Regions from separate parts of the Mus musculus genome. Here region 2 is linked to region 1. A link is a loop called in an ENCODE intact Hi-C map of the cell type or tissue named here. Cell type or tissue: left cerebral cortex. All regions are shown on one strand. Each heading gives the region's core, and the rest is flanking DNA. Links, peaks and the distances in the headings are about the cores only. Region 1 holds the start of Ssr1 (signal sequence receptor, alpha). Region 2 overlaps Riok1 (RIO kinase 1).

What was found. Peaks named below come from ENCODE experiments on the same cell type or tissue, not always from the same donor. Only the 100,000 strongest peaks of a DNase experiment are listed, where the experiment ranks them.
Region 2: a loop joins it to region 1, with 2.0 times the contacts of the local background. A loop is called at or near these places in 4 of 42 quality-filtered maps.

The regions. Positions count from the first base shown.
Region 1 is chr13:37,989,562-37,999,746 of GRCm38, reverse strand. It overlaps Ssr1 (signal sequence receptor, alpha), which reads left to right and starts at 5,539. Exons shown (of 8, transcript NM_025965.4): 1 at 5,539-5,742; 2 at 7,638-7,750; 3 at 10,156-10,185. The coding sequence starts at 5,664. In left cerebral cortex, for the core only: no CTCF peak of the experiment used is centred there; DNase peaks (open chromatin) are centred at 5,521 and 5,969; H3K4me3 peaks cover 2,091 bases; H3K27ac peaks cover 1,354 bases.
Region 2 is chr13:38,052,344-38,062,528 of GRCm38, reverse strand. It overlaps Riok1 (RIO kinase 1), which reads right to left. Exons shown (of 17, transcript NM_024242.3): 11 at 10,157-10,185; 12 at 9,545-9,651; 13 at 6,302-6,367; 14 at 5,273-5,392; 15 at 3,788-3,841; 16 at 2,437-2,589; 17 at 1,096-1,774. The coding sequence ends at 1,664. Among named protein-coding and RNA genes, the nearest start is that of Riok1, 20 kb to the right of the region's middle. In left cerebral cortex, for the core only: no CTCF peak of the experiment used is centred there; no DNase peak of the experiment used is centred there.

The DNA.
Region 1 (10,185 bases), core at 2,186-10,185:
ACCCCCATTTAAATGCTGTCCTTTATAAGAGTTGCCTTGGTCATGGTGTCTGCTCCCAGCAGTAAAACCCTAACTAAGACAGAGGTGAACGTAACAACCTTTGCTGTCTGATTCCTGCCTGCTGTCTCTGAATTCCCAAAACGAAGGGCTGGAACTGTCTCCCCTAAGTTGCTTTTGACAGAGCATTTTATCACAGCAATCTTAAAAGAAACTAGGACATGTGTCCCCCTGTTCTCTCTCTGCCCATCCCCCTCACTGCTCGAAGTCTGATCCAGAAGTGCATTCTTGTGTTCCCAGGCTTTTCCTCTCTGGCCTCTATCTTCCTCCTCCTCCTCCTCTTACTCCTCCTCCTCCTCCTCCTCCTCCTCCTCTCAGTTCTGCCCAGGGTTTCTTGCACTTAGCCCTGGCCTTCAAACTGCACCTGACCACTCTCTTCCCTCTCACCAGGGCCTTCCTTCCCATTCTGTAAGGGAAGTGTCCTGCGAGCCCTCATAGAGACCCAAAGCAGATAGGACTGACACCGTAGGTAGTGTATCCGAAGCTTAGTGGTCAGTACTTAGTAGTCCTGCAGAGAGTAGTAGTAGTAGTATTAGTAGTAGTCCTGCACAGAGGTTTGAGTCTAGAGCCTGGAAAAATGAGTGCTGGATGTTGGACGGTGTTTTCTGTGAGCTTCTGTTTTTCTGCCTGGTCCCAGGTCCCAGAATAATGACTCGGAGACTTAAATATATTTACAAATGCCTTGGCCAAGTGCTCTGGATCGTTCCAAGACTAGCTTATAAGTTAATCATCCTGTTATAAGTTCTGCCATGTGGCTGGTTACCTGGTCCTCAGTTACATGCGACCGTCTTCCTCTGTGTCTGGGGCCGAATCTCTCTTCCCTTATGCCTGTCTCTCCCCCAGAATCCTCTCTCTGTACCAGAACTTCCACCTCCCTGTTTCCTGCCTAAGCTAATAGGACAACAGCATTTTTTTATTGACAAGTGATTCTTCCATACAGTACAAGATATTATGCAGCTGGAGGGAGAGGGAAGCCTTATAGGAGCGTCACTGGATTTAATGGCACAGTTAAAATCCAAGCCTACTTGGACTACATTGAGAAGAAAACTGCAAAATGAGACATGAGACTGAGAGGAGAGGCCTCCGAGCCGTCAGTTTTGAAAGGTGGTATTAGAGGGAAGTGGATGTTGACGGGGTGATGATACTGAGCAGCCTTCACTGTGGTGTAGAGAGGGATGCTCTAAAACCACGTCTCTACACAGGGGCTGCCATCTAGACTGCAAAGGATGACTGGCTTTCGATTGGCCTATAAACATTTTATTGCAAGAGAAAGGAGGGCAGAGCCTGAGGGGACAGAGGCAGGTTAAGTGGTGGGTTTTGTGGTGATCAGTCTGGTGGCTGGATTGCCCATGCTCTTTTTGAAGTGTGGGCTAGGGAAGGAATGGAGGCTCTGCTGCTAATTGCGGAGCTGCCAGGACAGCCTCATTTTCTGTTCCCTTTTCCCACGGACATTTCCCCCTCCTGAGAGTATACAGCAGAAAAATTTAATTCTCCTCAGCTCTTTGCCACATGAAAGAACTTAAGTATTTGTTCATACGCAGTAAACACAATTGTTTCAACTGATATATTATTGGGCATATCCTAAAAAGCAGACTATAAATTTAAGGAGAAAAGATGTAAGAACATCAAAATCATTATCCCATTGATTCACCAAGTATTTCTGAGCTGGGCTTGAGGATATTCTCCTATAGTACTGGCGCCCGGGAGGCTGAGGCAGGAGAGTTCAAGGCTTAAGGCCAACCTGGGGCTATACAAGATGGCCCTGCCTCAAAACAAAATGAAGTTCTCTCATGTCAGACTGTTTTCTGTGTCATGGTATATTGACATCCAGGAGACCCAAGAGCTACGGATTGTGTGAGAAGACAGGAAATGCTATGAGGGGTGACTTGAGAGGAAGAGGAATTGGGGGGGAGGGGTTGGGAGGATGGATGCTAGGAACCAAACTTGGGTGGTCTGGAAGAACAGCCCTCTCTCCAACCCAAGGGTTGTAATTTTAAAGCAGGTCAGGGTTAAGGGCAGAAGGTGAGGGATGAGAGAAGTTCTGAAGGACATGCAGTCACCTGGAGGGTACAGAGGCTCATGGCCTTTTCATGGTGCTGAGGCAAACATAAGTATAAAGGGAAGTGATTGTCTGCTCCCACAAATTATAAAGGAATCAAATGACCAAAGCAGAGATCTGTCTCAACAGTGCCAGTGTGATCACCCTGGATGTCCCATGTTTCTAGAAAACAAGATACCTTCCAAAAGATGGGTCAGAGGTTGCGGGGAGACAGGGGTCCTGAGGAGGCTGAAATTAGTAGATGGGACTTTGCAATAAAGGCTGTGTCGTGATAACTCAACCTGCTCTGAGCTGCTCATGTCAGAATGTTCTGTTGCTGTGAAGAGACACCATGACCCAAGACAGCTCACACAAAAGAAAGCATGTTGTTCAGGTTTGTTTACAGTTTCAGAAACTGAGTCCACTCTCATCAAGGCAGAGAGCATGGCTATACACAGGCAGAATAAAGATGGAGAGGTGCTACATCCTGATCCACCGGCAGGAAGAGAGAACTGGTCCTGGGAAGCTTTTTAAACCCCAAAGCCCACCCGCAGTGACATACTTTCCCCAACAAGGCCACACCCACCCCAACAAGGCCCCACCTCCTAATCTTTCTCCAATAATGCTACTAAGCATTTCAATATATGAGCCTCTGGGGGCCAATCTTATTCAGGCCACCACAGCTTTTTGTTTGTTTTTGCGGTTTCAACAAACTTGTCCTTGTGTAGCAGTAGTTAGTTAACCACTCTGTGCTCCCAACAGGTTGCACACCCACACCTGCCCAAGAGGTATCGGGATTCTTGAATGAAAGATACACACACACACACACACACACACACACACACACACACACACACACACACACTCCAGTTAATTTTAATGTGTCTTAACGGCTGGGTGTTTCTAGTCTCACTGCTAGCAAACACTCCCCTCCGGTACTCCTCAATTAAGATCTTTTAAAATCTATATTTCATCTCTGCTACCCCAAACACAATTGGGGAAGTGGCCTGTGTCAGTGGGCCTTTAGGTCTGATCGTTCTTCTTTCTTCTTCTCATGCCAATCTCTGCTTCTTTTCTCTGTTTTGTTTCCAACCCTGTGCCAATCTCAAAGTCTCATTTCAGTCTGTCTGCCTAGCCATTGGCTGTTGGCTCTTTATTGATCCATCAGAAACCAGTTGGGGACAAGGACCTTCAGCATATTCCCGACTTGGGAGACTGGATTAATTCAAAGCATTAAAACCAATTCCCAAATTTCATCCTTTCTGTCCAAATTAAAAAAAAAACTCTTAGACATAATTTGAGCATAACCATAACACGTAAATTACAAAGTATGATATACAATTAACATCCAGTCCATCATATTTATTAACTATATACAGTATTTTACCTTTTACCCTAACTTAAAGAGCTTACCATTCTATACCTGAATTATGTTCTGATTTTAGCTTGTATTATGTCTTAGTCAGGGTTTCTATTCCTGCACAAACATCATGACCTAAAAGCAAGTTGGGGAAGAAAGGGTTTATTCAGCTTACATTTCTACATTGCTGTTCATCTCTCAAGAAAGTCAGGACTGAAACTCAAGCAGGTTAGGAAGCAGGAGCTGATGCAGAGGCCATGGAGGGATGTTACTTACTGGCTTGCTTCCCCTGGCTTGCTCTCTTACAAGCAAGTCCCAAGACTACCAGCTCAGGGATGGCATCACCCACAATGGGTCCTACCCCCTTGATCACCAACTGAGAAAATGCCCCACAGCCTGATCTCTAGGAGGCATTTCCCAAACTGAAGCTCCTTTCTCTGTGATAACTCCAGCTTGTGTCAAGTTGACACCCAAAACCAGCCAGTACACATTACCATCTGAAAAACATCCTTTCAAATCTATATCATCTCTTTCAATGCTAAACAACTTAAGTTTGCTTGTGAGACTATAATTAGTCTTCAACCCCATCAAATATCCAAGATCCTCGTATTTAACCCGGGAGTGTCTCCTGGCACAAGAAACTGACAAGGACTGTAACTGAGGGGATGGTACAGAGACACTGTCCTTGTACCGAAGATCTCACTGTCTCCCTTTCTGAGGTCTGACTTCAGGTGGTGGCACTTCTGACTCCTTAATGTTCATAGAATTTATAGACAGTCTCTTTCCCCTGTTCAGGTCAGACATGTGTTCATCTGATCTGAACCTACTGGGGTTAATTAAGTTGAGATATGGTCTGTGACTTCCACTTCAGTCATCTTCAACAATTCTGAGGGGAGTTTATTTGTCCCTCTGTGGCTCAGAGGCTCCAATGATCCTGGTGGCTGCTTAACCTGTGTAGTGGTTTGAATGAGAACTGCCCCAGTAGGCTTGTGTTTGAATGTTACATCCCAGTTGGTGGAACTGTTTGGTAAGGACTTATGTGAGGAGGTGCATTGTTGGGTGTGGGCTTTGAGGTTTCAAAAGTCCGTACCATTGGACTTACCTCTCTGCCTTGTCCTTTGGGGCTGAACATATAAGCTCTCAGCTTCCACGTTAGCACTGCCTGCCTGCTCCCATTCTCTCTGATGCGATGGTCAGGAACTCACCCTCTGAGACTGTAAACAAGCCTACAAATCAAACACTTTCTTTTATAAGTTGCCTTGGTAATGGTATCTCTTCACAGCAACAGAAAAGTAACCAAGACAGTCCCTGAATCAGGATTGTGGCTGGAGGTTCTCAGCGCAGCCACTACATCCCGAGTGTTTCACACTGACCAGCTGAAGTTGCCAGAAATATGCCAGAAGTGAGATCTTTGGCGTAGAAACTGCAGAAAGGCTAGGTAATTGCTAAGTTTGGGTTGTTAAGAAAAATTACAGAACTGAACCTCTAATGATCAGAGTTCAAGCCCAGAACCCATCTAAAATGTGGAGAGAATCAGTTCCCTAGAAGTTGTCCTTTGACTGACCTTTACATCTATCTGTGCACTGGCAATTATACACCAGAGAGACAGTCAAATTTAAAAGAATAAAACTCCAGAACTCCGATTGTTTATTGCAGGGGGGGTAGAATTTTGTGACAAGGTATTAACTCTGTAGCCCAGTCTTGCCCCGAACTCGCTACATAGCCCAGGCTGGTCTCCAGCTCGCTGCAATCCTCCTGCCTCCATCTCTCAAACTCTGGGGTTACAATGTGAGACATCACTTTCGGCTTTTTATTTTTATTTATTTATTTTGTCGTTATCCATATCCTTTACTTTCTGTCTTTCAACTGCCACACATGCGGGAAGTTTCCACTCCTTGGCCCCTCAAAGCAACGGGGGACAAAGCGATGCTAAGCATCTGGAAGAGATAAGCCTGCTCAGCTAGGCTCTCGCGGGAGCCCGTAGGCTCCCCTGGTCCCCGCCACCGCCGGCCACGTGATCTCCCGGCCCGCAGGCCCCGCCCCTGGGCGCTTAGAGGCCACGTCGACGGTGGCGGGGAGGGGCGACGGATGGCGCGCGTGCGTGCGTGCCCCGCCCCTCCACCGCGGCCCGGATGAAGAGTAACGCCATTACCGCCAGAGCCTCCGAGAGCCCTAGCGGACCCGCACCGGACGCTGACCGGCCGTACCATGAGACTCCTCCCCCGCCTGCTGCTGCTGTTCCTGCTGGCCTTTCCCGCCGCCGTGCTGCTCCGAGGCGGCCCCGGAGGTGAGAGACGCGGGGCTGGGTTGGGGACCGCGGCCGACCCCCGGCCCGGCTCTCGTGGGCCATGCTATCCCCCGCCCCGGGACCCCCCGCAGCTCGGCGTCCTCAGCGAGCGCGGGCCCGAAGCCCGCGGTCCGCAGGACCCACGCCAGGGTCGGCCTCGCTTCTCCGCCCGCGCTCGCCGCGGGCCGCCCGTCCCCAAGCTCTGCGCTGACGTGTCGCTAGCCACACGCCGGCGCGCCTCCATTCATTCGCCCACTGTAGATTCTTCTCCTCGGCGCGTGGATCGTGTTCGCCCGGCCCCCTCGCTCGCCCATCGCGGTCTGTGTGGACCGCGAGGCTCGGTGTCCAAATCCGTCCCCTTCCTCCGGCTGCTTGTCAGCCGCTACCGTAGAGTATGGCCGGATGGCCTCCTCCTTCCTTTTCTAATTTCTCTCCCCTCCCCTCCCTTTTCCAGCCAGTTTTTGCTGGTTGAAAATATGCTGCGAAAAAGTTATTTCGAGCTTTGTAAGTTTATTCTTTCCAACGATTGACCTGGGCTAAAAACTTGGCAGAATGTAAAAACGTAGAAACTTGTTCCCCCTTGCCCGCCATGTCCATTAATTTTGCTAGTTTATAAAAACAACTAGTTTGAGTGGTCACCAGAAAGAATTCCTTTTCTTTCTCTAAGTTTCTGTGGCCCAGGGCATGAGAAATAACGAGCCATGTTATGAACTCTTTGGCCAAGCACACAGAAGTGCTTGGCTTCTACTTAGTAACTAGTATGACTTTGAATTATAGCTGTTAGGGATTTTGGCTTGGGAGTGTGGTGGTGGGGACATAAGACAGATGTTGAGACCGAGTCTCATGTAGGTAACCCTGGCTGCGTTGTAAGTTGGTGCCCTAGCTAGCACGTCCTTGAACTTATGATCCTTGTGCCTGTACCTCTGGGGTGCTGGGTTTCAGGGTGTCACCACACCCCGTGGATGAAGTGGTGGGGATGAACCCAGGGCTTCCATCGTGCCAGGCATGCAAGGCACATATGCACACTACAACCTTAGACCATTGGGGTTTTCTTTCTTTCTTTAAATCTGGCTTTTGATAAATTACCTGTAAACTATGAATGAACTGTTTTAACTCGGGAAAGTAAAAAGACTTAAAAAAATCATGGTTTTAAAGATAGTGTTTTCTCTTGGGCTTTGCACATGTGGCTGTTCCCACATTTTCCCTCGCTGCTGGATTGCCACATCATCGCTCCCCGAGAAGTGGTAATAAGAACTGCTTGAACTTTAAAGGGCTTTGTAGAGTTTTGCCTGAAAGTGATGTTGTGTGGTTTTTGAGAAAGCTTTGTCAACAAGTCTCTGATTTATAAATTAGCATTATGATTAGCCCTTATTTTTTTTGATATTTTAAATGTCTGAAACTATGCTTGAAGTCATGTGCAAAAATAGTTGGATTTTTTTTCTTTGCTACTAACCACGAAGCTGCCACTATTTATTTTAATTTTTTATTATATTTAGTGTGTGTCTGCCTGTCTGCCTTGTAATATATATCCAGAAGCTAGGAGACAATTTGCAGGGTGCATACCAAGAATCAAACTCACATGGTCAGGCTTGGCAGCAAGTGCCTTTAACCACTGAGCCATTTGGCTTGCCCCGTTTTTTTGTTTTTTTGTTTTTTTTTTGTTGTTGTTGTTGTTTTGCCTTTTTATATTAAAAAGATTCCCATTAAAATTATAATGTAGTAGTTAAGACTACTAGTAAAAAATGTAAATATTTTTTGTGCAGTGGCATTGCTCAACTGACCAGGGAGACTATATTACAATAGGTGGAACATTTTCTTGTCTAGACCTCATGTTTAAAGACAAAGATAAAGGTTAACTGCTCTTTTTTATTTTTTTATTTTTTTTTTATTTTCAGGGTCATTAGCTTTGGCTCAAGATCCTACAGAAGATGAAGAAATAGTGGAAGATTCAATAATTGAAGATGAAGATGATGAAGCTGAAGTAGAAGAAGATGAACCCACAGATTTGGTAAGTTCTCTATACCATATTTAGAATATAGCTGGGTGTGGTGGAGCTTGCCTTTAATCCCAGCACTCGGGAGGCAGAGGCAGGTGGATTTCTGAGTTCGAGGCCAGCCTGGTCTACAGAGTGAGTTCTGGGACAGCCAGGGCTACACAGAGAAACCCTGTCTCAAAAAAACAAAACAAAAACAAAAAAAGGAAAAAAAATAATAATAGAATATATATGATATATTCTGAGTAGAGATTCCAACTAAGAATGTACTCTTTTTATAGGCAAGTTTGCCAATTACCTCTTCAGTTTTATGTGTATGGTTTTGTATGGTACTTGGATGTGAGAGCAAATACTGGGGAGTCCAGGGGCGTTGGATCACAGGGAGCTGAAGTTGCAAACAGTTGTGACCTTTCAGACATGGGTCCCCTGCAAAAGCAGTACTGCTCTGAGCCTCTGAGCTGTCTCCCCAGGGTTGGAATTGGTCTAAGGGCAAGTCACTGAGCATGAGCGCAAGGGCCTTCTGGAGTAGTGGGGAGACAGGGTACACTGAACAAATCAAGATCATGTGCTTCGCTTCCTAGGTCTGTCCTTTTCTGTGCTTGTAACCTGCCATTGACTCCTATGGGGAGACTCTACCATCCATATAGCCAAGTACTGTTCTGGGTACTAGATTGAACAGAGGTTTTTGTTTGCTTGCTTGTTTGTTTGTTTGTTTGTTTGTTTGTTTTTCCCGAGACAGGGTTTCTCTGTATAGCCCTGGCTGTCCTGGAACTCAGAAATCCACCTGTCTCTGCCTCCCAAGTGCTGGGATTAAAGACGTGTGCCACCACTGCCCCGGCTTTTTTTTTTTTTTTCTTTCTTAAAGTTGATATTTTTGGGGGGTTGTGTGTGTGTGTTTAGGGAGCAAGGGTTGAAGAGCAGGAGATAAAATACCTCTATGTAAGTAAGGGTTAGAGAAGATGGCTTAGAAGCTAGCTCTGAAATTTGTGCTCTCCTAATGACAGTAAGAATAACTGGCTCAGTTGGAGAGATGGCTCAGCAGGTAAGGTGCTGACTATTCTTCCAGAGGACCTGGGTTCTCTTCCCCTGCACCCACATAGCTACTCACAAACATCTGTAAGTCTAGTTCCAGGGGATCTGGTGCCCTGTCCTGGCTTCTGTGGATGCTGCTTGCATATGGTCCGTAGATATACACGAAGGCAAAACACCCGTACACAGAAAGCTTTTTTTTTTTAAAAAGGAGCTCAATTGCAACATGCTTCCTGCTAATTTGCTAATTTTATTTCCTGCATCAGTCCTTCGTAGATTTTTTGTTTTCATTTGTATGGACATGCCAGCCACTCAATCGGTGCTTTGCTCTTCTATTAATTTTTGTTGTTGTTGTTAGTGATTTGCTATGTAGGTGCGTAGTGTCTCCTCTGAGTAGAAGACCGTTAATGTGTGTGCTTTCTGTCGATCTGTGCCAAGTTTTCCGTTCTGAGGCTTTGCATCTTCAACCTGTCTCATTACATGAACAGCCTTGATCAGATCAATACATTCCTGTTTCATAGTTGTAAATATTTGACCAAAGTAGTGCTTTGGGTAAGATAATTTAGAGTATATTGGAATTTAATTTAGGATTAAAGATGATGTTTAGGGCTTTGAAATTTGAGCCTACATGATAGTAATGGATTGTATCATTTTTCTGGATTACTTGAACTTTCTGGCACTGGAATGTACTTACTGTGGAGAAAGGCGATCCAAAGGGGAGGAATTAGGTCTTTTTAAGAAGGTGGTCTGAATTTTTCTTATCACAAAAATAAATGGTCAGGATGAGCTGAAAGAGGAAGCAGAAGTACCCTCGATGTATGGAGTTTGTGGAAGAAAGATGACCTCGTAGAGCTTCTGTCCTTCCAGAAGTTACCTCTGGGACAGTGACCTCGGCTTTGGTTGTAACTCCTCTCCAGGTTTCTTATTAGCGACTTACACTCAGCAGTGAAGACATGGGCGAATTGGGAGATTATGGCAGAGGCCTGAGTTGTCTTGAGATTCATACGTACATGCACCCTTGGTCACACTTCCCAGAGCTGGAGGTTAAGGTGGAGGGACACGGTGATCCAGGAGGTGGCTTTCCCAAGGAAAGGCTCATGCATCACATTCAGGATGTCCTGACTGCTCAACTTGCCAGCACAGGAACGACACTGTAAAGTGTGATACTAGGAGAGTGTGTTCATGTTCCCCAGTTACGACACTGTAAACGACACTGTAAAGTGTGATACTAGGAGAGTGTTCTCCATGTTCTTCATGCTCTCCAGTTAGCAGAAGGGGAAGAGAGAACTGACAGACTAGAACCCACAGAGCAGCATTTCATCCCGGTCTAGGGAACTCAGTGGTTTTCCAGCCCTTTCTCAGCAATCTGTTTTTAATGATGCTTCCCTTAGGCAGAAGATAAAGAAGAGGAGGATGTATCC
Region 2 (10,185 bases), core at 638-8,637, 64 kb before region 1:
TATTTTGAATGACACCAACTTTGGCCAACTAGGCCAGCGCCAGCAAGAACAATTCTGCTTTGCCCTAGCTTTGCGTTCACATGGTAAAGTAATAAACACATAGAGCTGCCTAAGTGAACCAGAAGACCTGGAAGAGACTCAAATGTGCACAAAGATGATAACTGTGCTCTCAATATTATGGAAACTGAAGCTCCTTTTTGAACTTTAAAGCAGAAAGGAGCATGTTCCAACATACAATCAGAGTTCAGGTGGCACTCACCATAACCCGCCATCAAGCAAGCAGCTGGAAGCTGCAGTCTAAACGGAAACCCTGGGTTGCTGTATAAGAGTGTCTGGTGCAAGGATTAACACAGCCATTTGCTACATAAAATAGGAAAAGGTTCTTTAACACCTGGTAATTTTTCTCAATGTGTGTCCTGTAATTTTCTCTTTCCTACCAGTAAGTTTACTCCCCCCACGAGTCTCATCACAGTTACTGCAGTGGGCTGTGGCTTCTTGGGTTATAAACCGGAAGACTCCGTTCAAACTCACCTGCGGCCTTAAGCTAACTCCACATCAACTAGTATCCCAGGCCAAGCCACCAGCATCCTTCACCAGGGCTAACAACAAGCACAGCCAATCATCTTCCACCTTTGCTTCAATTCTCTAGAAGCCAGAATCATGCTTTCAAACTACAAGTTGGACCCTGACACTCCTCTGCTAAAAACCCCATGAGCTGTGCACTCTGATCTCCCCCCGAGTCTGATGCTGCCACCCCATTTCTGACCACTGCACACAGCTTTTTGCTGCAGGGCCTTCCTGTGGCTTCGTGCTTTGACTGGGGTATTCTTCCTTCCCGATGTACCTTGGCTTTGTTGCTTGTATCCTCATCTGCTTAAGTAGTCCAGTCTGGCTGGAACGCAGACTCCTTCCATCCAGCCACCACAGTGCCAGGAAGTTCGGTGTGACTCACCTCCAATATTTTATGTTGTCAACTTGTACCTCCCTAGGTTTTCTCTTTATTCAGCATTGATTCTCTCTATATAATGTATAACCTCTTCAAAGAATATTACTTTTTTAAAAATTTTTCATTTCCTAGCAAGAATGCAAACTACCCAAAGGAAGTAATGTGGTTTTATTCATAGCTATATCCCAGTTCCTAGAACACTGAAATATCTGATGAACAAATGGCTGGGTGTGAAATGGCACCTGAGCTGGGAGGGCTCACTGGAAAGGTATAGTTAAGATGAAGCAGGATCATAGGACAGCTTCCTGTGTATCCAGAACACACAGGAACAGGGCTCCTGGGAATGGCACATAACGGCCAGACGATGTCTCTCGGAGCGGAGCTCCAGGCTGTTTCAGATATGTCTTTGGCATAGACAAAGAAAACAAATGTTCCCAAGTTCGTCCGTGGATGTTCATCATAAACACTCATGTTCTGATACTTGTGGGAAAATGTTTGCAAGATAAAAATATAAAAATAAAATATACAAAGTTCTTCATTAAAATAATACCTTAATAAGTCCGTTAAAAGCAGAGCCAGGACTGGATCCCGAAAGAATAGGCTTTTGAAACAATCACATGACCACACCCCAGCCTCCTCTGACAGTGAGACAGTGAGGAAGCCTCCTCCAGCTACTTCTGTTTCAGGGTTAAAATGTAGCCGAGGAATGGCTCCATTCTATTTGCCTTTTTTGGCCTTGGCTGTTTTTTCCTTTCTTTTTTTCACATGTTTAGGGATTTTATTTTTTCTCTTCTCTCTCTGGGCTTCCTTGACCATCTTTTTTCTTTCCTGTAAAATATAAACAACCCACCCCCAATAAAATTCATTCATTCGGTGTATTCAAGTTATTATTAGAATTAAAATTAATATGTTAAGCAGATAAAAGTATATGTAGCATAAAAAATAACAATTACAGCTTGGTGAGTACAACTTTGCTTTGAGGTTCCCTGCATCTCATTTCTTTGCCATCTCTCTCCCTTCATATCCCTGCCTTCTTCCCTCTCTAAAGAGGGTCTCACTTTGTAATCCAGACTATTCTTAAAACTCCCAAGGCTCAAATGATCTCTCCCCTCCTCAGTTTCCAAGTGCTGGGACAATAGGTTCTGTCATTATACACAGGTTATCTTTCTTCCCCAGCTCCCCGAACCCAGCTACACCATGTCCCTTGAACACTGTTGAAATTATAGACAGTCAAATCAATATCCCAGTATATGTTACTTGACGTTTACAAGTTCCATATTTAAGAGAAATAATGGTTAGAAAGAAACAAATATTTGCTTCTAGTAAACAGACAGAACACGTAATCTGTATGATATTAAAGAAGCTCCTAATAGCAGCTAAGTCTCTAATTTACTCCAAAAGTAAAGTTTGTGTTTAGTTATGGAAACTACAAGTAGAGGCACCATTGATGTTTGAGAGCCACCACATTCAGGAGTAAGATCTTGGCTAACCTTTTTATCAATGTCAGGGTCAGCAATATGGTTTCTGCATCCGGCTTGATCTTCCTGCTCTTCAGAGACTGTGTCGGAGCACTCAGAGCCCCCAGCATCGTCTGAACCAAAACAAGTCTCTTCCTTAACTTCACTTTCTAGGAGCGCGGGGACCTTGAGATTATTATAGAACAATGCTACGTGAAGCCAGGTACTATCAACACATTAATGCCAGCATCTTACATCAGTATGTCAGATACTCTTTCAAGTTATGCACTGAAACATCAAAATAGAATCAACACGCGGGAGAAAGATGGGTAGCATCCATTCACTCCTGTAGGACTCAAGAACATACACAAAGGAATTAGCAGGGTGTCTAATCTTTTGACAGTGCAACATGATGCTATCATTTACAAATGTGTTGGATTACATTCACAGCTATCCTAACATGCATATCTGATTACTAGGGCTATATGGGTGGCCTAAATTAACAACACAACTCTGCTACTTTTAGTAAGACAGAGAGTTGAGCTGGGATTTGGAAAGAATGTGAAATACAGAGGTAGTAGCAGCAGTAGTAGTAGTAGTAGCAGTACTAGTAGTAGTACTAGTACTAGTACTAGTAGTAGTAGTAGTAGTAGTAGTAGTACTAGTAGTAGTAAAATCTATTTAGGTGGCTTCACAACTGTTTTCCTGTGTATTTACTACATTACTAGCAGTAAGCTAATCTAACCAAAATGAACAGTCCATCAAGAGGAAGTTTCACTTTCTCTGAAATGAACTAGTTATTTAACTATTTTTCTTCTTTTTTGAGACAGGATCTCATTGGACAGTCCAGGCTGCCCTTGAACTTTCCATTCCTTTGTCTTACAGATAATGGTATTGGGAACTCAATTCAGGTGCTCTGGAAAAGCAGCAAGGGCTCTGAACTGCTGAGCCAACTCTCCAACCCTGACATTTATCAAAATTAATTTTAAAAACGACTGAAAAAGGTATATGGCTATCATCAATAACCCCTGCATCAAAGAAGTCCAGGATTAATGACAAATATCTCACTTTTAATGGAAGAATTCAGAGACAGAATAAGTACATTCCCAAAGTTAACTCTAATACCACTTTTCTGTAACTTTTACATCTTCAAACTTTTATAAACTTCAAAAAGAGTTTCCACAGGCTGGCAAGGTTCATCATGTAGCCTGACGATCTAAGTTGGACCCCAAAGACCTATGAAGAGGAGAAAGTCAACTCCCCAGAGTTGTCTTCTGACCACCACACATGTGCTGTGGCATACTTTTGAGCACACACACAAATAAATGCAGTATCTACAGAATAAATTCTGTTATAAAGCAATAACAACATATTTTTTTCATACCTTCTGGACTCCTGACAAATCTTTTTTCAATCCCATGACAGTCTGGTATAGAATCTTGAAAACAAAAGGAAAACGAATATAAGCATAATATATTTAACATATATAACACACACACACACACACATATACACATATATAATCACATATATACATATAAATGTAATATAAACATAGAAACCGACAATAATATGTATATGCTGTACCATTAAGCATGGACTAAACCCTGCTCCTGTGAATGAGAACTCGCTCAGAATCTATCACACAGTAACACGGAGAGGAACATGCATTATTCTTGTGTCCCAGGTCTGCATCTCCACAGACTCAATACAATCAAACCTGAGAGTTTTCAGATGGGTTTTGCAACCCACGAGATGACAGCAAATACTAATTTGGACTTTACTCAGTGCAATGTTACGTACTCCACAGACAATCCTACTCTACTCTCACCAGTAGATCTCCACGGCACAAGCTGTAGTTATTACTGACAGTGCTTTCAAGGGGTTGGAAAACGCTTAGTGATTCAATGTGCAGGCTGCTCAATCATGAGGCTCCGAGCTAGGATCCCAGCGCCTACATTCATCTGGTGGCTCAGAAAGCTCCAAGGGCTCCAACACCCTCTTCTGGCCTGAGGGCACACACTGATGTATATGTGCAATCACACAGGCAACAGACATATATAAAGAATAACAGCGCTTTTAGGCCCGAGAGCTAGCTCAGCAGATAAAGGCACATGCCACGAGAGCCTGCCTATGTTCCGCAGAAGCCACACAAAGGAGGAGAGAAGTGAGCCGACAAAGCTGTTCTCTAGTCTTCCTACAGGCACCACGGCATGCGTGCTGACACATGTCTAACACACATGTAATATAGTCTTAATGCTTTTATTTCATGCATGAAAAGCTGGAGAACACTACTTCACTCTTTATACAAAAACTTATATAAACAGCTAAATTTTGCTACATGGCTAAAAAGCCTAAAAGGTTACTTTCTGGTCTACTAACAACAAAAAATTTCCCCCAGGGGAACTAGAGAGATGCACTGTGGCTAAGAACTTGTTCTGCTCATGTGGAGGACCCGAGTTTGGTTCCCAGCACCCATGCAGGGAAGCTTATAACCCCCTCTTAACTCCAGCTCCAATAAACCCTAACACCTCTGGCTTTCAAGGACACCAGCATTCCCTCATGTGTGCATGCCTTCCCCCACGCACACATAATTAAAAATGATATAAATATTTTAATCATTCCTTCAAATATGTATGAAAATGAAGCACAGCTTTATCAACCCACTACGATCGTTGTTAACCCGAGACTTCGCCTTTTTTCTCATCACAGTTCTCTGACACATGGAAATGCACCGCCCTCTCTTACATCGCTTATGCAGCACGTATGGAAGCTTATGCAAAGGGAGCTGGCTGTCTCACGAGCACCAGGCAGGACTACGCTCAGTCTCCTTTGGTAGAACAGGCTCCAGACAGAGCAGGCCACTCACGTTGTCTTGCTGAGTGTTCAAAGCCATGTCTTCTTCCTTTAACCTCATCATGATGTCCACATCTCTCTCATAATTCTTTACTTCGTTTAAGGTTCTGGGAATATATGCTTGTTTGAACACCTAAAAGAGGAAAGCAAAATCAAACTGTGATTCCTCACCCTGCCCATCCCTCAGCACCCTTAGCTGGGTGCAGAAATGTATCCTCATCGCCAATGCTGGCTCCCACTCCAGCTGTGCACACGCTGGGGTCATGTCTGCTATGTGGTAAGCTAGAAGCAATTTGGTAAGCTAAAAATGAAATTTTACAACTGACTTAGGGGAGAAAGAGAGTGTATTCCAATGATTCTTAGAGTAACACTCCTCCCATACATACACATTCCAAAGGGCATCTGAGGAAGGACAGGATAGACAGGTAGCAAGGACGGCCTGGCTGTGAGCAACTGAATACCCACCACTCTTACATTGTAGGAATATCTCTATGAAGCTGCCACAAACTTCTGAGAATAAGCTACAATTAAAATAATAAATATAATAATAATTAGCCTATTGTGGACCTTAATAAAAATGTCTTGATTTCTTTAGACTGGTTCGATTTTAATTTTTAACAAAGTATTTAAAGTCTGTTATATTTACACAATGAGCACATAGGCCATCTAAAAATTCATACTTGCACATGAATAGGCTTTTCCTTCTTGACTCACCCCACAAGCCTGAACAACAGGCTAAAAGGCTGCTGAGTACAGCAATATAACTGAATGTAAATTATATACCCTGTGTCTAAAAATCAAGTTCAAGCTTTACCAACAGAAACAAAACCATGGAAACTCCTGTAACACAAGAATCAGTTGGAAATGGTGGCACATACTCCTAACTCTAGCAGAATGAGTGCTAGTTTGAGGTCAGCCTGTACCGCATATCAAGTTCTAAGACAGCCTGGTTTATATGAAAAGACACACAACACAACACTCCAGAGTGCCAAGCAAAGCCCACAAGTGTTCCCCAAGGCTGTGAATACACAATAACCCCCACCTCTTCATCCACATGATCTTGGCTAGTCTTTTCTTCCTTGGTCCTCTGGGATGCTATTTCCATAGCCTTTGAAAGAAAGCAAAACAATTATTTCCCTTTACATTTACCCTAGAAGACACACTTTTTATTTTGTAATGAACTATTTTTTTTAGTCTTCACAGGTATCATGTCTTCACACTTCTCCAACTAGAGTGAGCTTCTACAATGTAGACTGGCTCTCTACCAAAGACTTGACAGTCATTTTAAAAGAACTAGAATAAACTCCTCTAGTCTCAAGGTACCTTTAGTGCCTTCTTCAAAAATCAACATTGGGGGCAGCTCCGTGGTGGAGCACTGGCCCAGGGTCACAAAGTCACACACCCAGCCCCAGCTCATGGCCAAGACAACAAGAAGGATTTTTTTTGGGGGTGGGGGGCAAGAACAGGGTTTCTCTGTATAGCCCTAGCTGTCCTGAAACTCACTTTGTAGACCAGGCTGGCCTCGAACTCAGAAATCTGCCTGCCTCTGCCTCCCAAGTGCTGGGATTAAAGGCGTGCACCACCACGCCCAGCTTAAGAAGGATTTTTTTTAAACTTAATTTTAAACTATTAGCAGAAATCTTTTTTCATCAGAAGAAACTGAGACTCAATAATGAACCACTTCTTGAACCTTGAAATGTCAGTGACATGAATCACAAGAAAGGTAAATATGTGGCCCTAATGCCGACACAGGATATATCACCAATAAAGTCGCGCGGGCAACAGTAACTGTAAGGAGAGAGACTCTATACTGGGTTCTTCTTCTGACTCATAAAAACAGTTCTCTAGTTAAAACACAGGGAGAGGGCCAGAGAGGTGGCTCAGTGGCTAAGAGCATGGACTATTCTTCCAGAGGACCAGAGTTCAATTCCTAGTGCCCACACATTGGAGAGCTCACAACACCAGCTCCACGGAGGTCCAATGCCTCTGGCCTGTACAAGCATCTACACACACGTGCACATACCCATATGGATGCATACTAAAGTAAAAATATATCTCTCAGAAATAGATATAGAGAAAGAAAGAACATTTATTTTGTTTTTTTTAAAGTATAGAATCAATACTAATAGAGATAAAAAATACTTTGATAGTCAATACATGTATGGTGGTTTAATAAAAATGGCCCCACAGGCTAAGGAGTAGCATTGTTTGAAAGGATTAGGACATGAGGACTTGTTGGCATAGGAGAGACGCCTTGTTTTAGAAAGTATGTCACTGAAGCTCAAGCTAGGCCCAGCGGCTCACACTCTCTTCCTGCTGCCTACTGAGCCAGTGTACAACCTCTCAGCGACATCTCCAGCACCGTGCCTGCCTGTGAGGCTACACACTTCCCACCATGATGAGAATGGACTACACCTCTGAACTGTACTCCAACTCAATTAAATGGTTTCCTTTGTAAGTGTTGCTGTGGCAATGATTTTTCTTGACAGCAAAGAAAACCCTAAGACACCATGTAGCTGCCTAGTACATAATCAGGTACTAACAATATACAAATAAAATTTCTGTCCCTCAAGAGTTCATAATCTGCCAAACATGGTGGTGCACTACGACCCTGGCATTTCTGAGGCAGCAGAGGGAGGAGCATAAGGCCAGGTGAGCCAGGGCTACAAAGTAAGACTATCTAAAGGAAACAAAAACCCAAACAAGACAAATAAATAGGCTGGAGATGTATTCAGCTGCAAGGAGTGTGGGCACAGCATGCACTGAGCCCTGGGTTTGCTCCCCAGCACTACATAAACTAGAACAGGCTGCTGTGGTGTGGTTATAATCTCAGAACTCAAGAGACAAAGTCAGAATTGCAAGTTCAAGTTCATCCTTGGCTATACAGGGTCTGAGATAGCCGGGGGGATATTAAAAAAAACAAAAAACAAAAAACCACTGTCTCCGGCTGGTGAGATGGCTCAGTGGGTAAGAGCACTGAATGTTCTTCCAAAGGTCCTGAATTCAAATCCCAGCAACCACATGGTGGCTCACAACCACCTGTAATGAGATCTAACGCCCTTTTGTGATGTGTCTAAAGACAGCTACAGTGTATTTATATATAATAATAAACAAGTCTTTGGGCCAGAGTGAGCAGGGACAGAGCAAGCAGGGCTGACTGGAGCGAGTGGGGCCACTGGAGCAAGCACGGTTGACCAGAGCGAGCAGAGGTCCTAAATACAATTCCCAACAACCACATGAAGGCTCACAACTATCTGTACAGCTATAGTGTACTCATATACATAAAATAAATAAATAAATCTTTAAAAAAACCACAGAAAAACACTGTCTCAAAAAAAAAAAAATTTAAAGAGAAAACAATGCTCCTGAAATCACTGCTCCTCCTGAGACCCTTTGCCACAACTGTCTGACCTGAGTTTTAACATTCGCCAGACCAAGCAAGATGAACAAGTGCACAAGTGCCAAGGTGGACAGGCCCTCCAGGAGAAAGGGGAACTATAAGAATCCTGACTCAGAAGTGACAAGATTAACAAGGAAGGCACAAATGGATTAGGTTAGAATATAAAACTTCTGTTTAGGGACCAAAGGATGCACTCAGACAACACACGGCATTTGTCTTGTGGGGAATCCTGGCTGCTCAGCTCTCCCCAGCCTTGAGTTGGGGTGTTTCCTCTGCCTGTGTGTTGCTCTTGTCCCTGAGCCTGATTCCCAGCGCTCACAAGCACCCGTAACCCCAGCTCCAGGGGTCCAATACCATCAGGACTCCTTGGGCATCTACACGCTTGCAGCATATGGTCACACAAACACACACATATACATATTAAAAAGCAAACCAACGTGATTTTACTTGTTAGCAGTACTGAGAGAAGCAGAGTGCAGGCAGAATGGCCGTTTCCAGGAGCTGGTGGGGGTCGGTAAGTACAGGTTCAGTATTTGATGTTAAAAAAAGTTCTGAAGATAGAAAATCTGTGGCTTACACAATAATTTAAATGTATATAATGCTTTGTACTTAAGGTCATGCATGTTTTACCACGCACATGACAGTTTTCTCATTAAACGTATGGAGGTTGACAGCCGTCACAGTTTCTCTGTAATCCTGCCAAGTAAGTGACGTCAAGAGCCCTGCCTCTACTGACTTCCTTACTGTTGTTAATCTCACTGTGAAATGGTAAGTGCTAAGACATGATTAAAATGATAGTGACACTGAGCAACACTAATGACTGAACCTCTCAGACAGGCCACACAAAGGCAAGTTCTCGTGTGTCCTCTCCTCAGCCCACCTTACCTTTTCCAGGTAAGCATCCATGTTGTCAGCAGTGATGGAGGGATCTGTGACGAAGTCGAAGAGCTCCCGCACGGTCATCACTGCAACAGCATGCTTGGAAAAGAAATCTGTCAGAAGGAAGCAGTAATGACAGCTCGAGAAAGGGAGTCGCTCCTCCTCCAGCCAAGGAACAGAGAAAGAAAAAACAGTGCACCATCGCCTGCCTGCCAGTGGCGTAAGTGGCGTAAGTATATTGAGCCATCCCAAGACTTGTCAGCGCTGGGGATCAAATGCATGGCTTTCCACACAAGACAGATCTAACATCCCTATGCCAGACTACATTCCCACTTCAAGTGTCAAGACCTTATCCCAGTGCTTCTCAGCCTTCCTAACACTGCGACCCTTTAATATAGTTTCTCATGCTGTGGTGACCCCCACCATAACGGTATTTTCATTGCTACTTCATGACTGAATTTTGCTACTGTTATGAATCCTTATGTAAATATCTGATATGCAGGATATCTGATGTGGTTTGACCTCCACAGGAGTTGGGACTCACAGGCTGAGAAACACTGCCTTACTCCCCATATATGTAAGCACAGATGCTGTCAGGAAATCCCACTTTCTACTCACCATTGACATTGGTACAGTCTTTTCTCAAG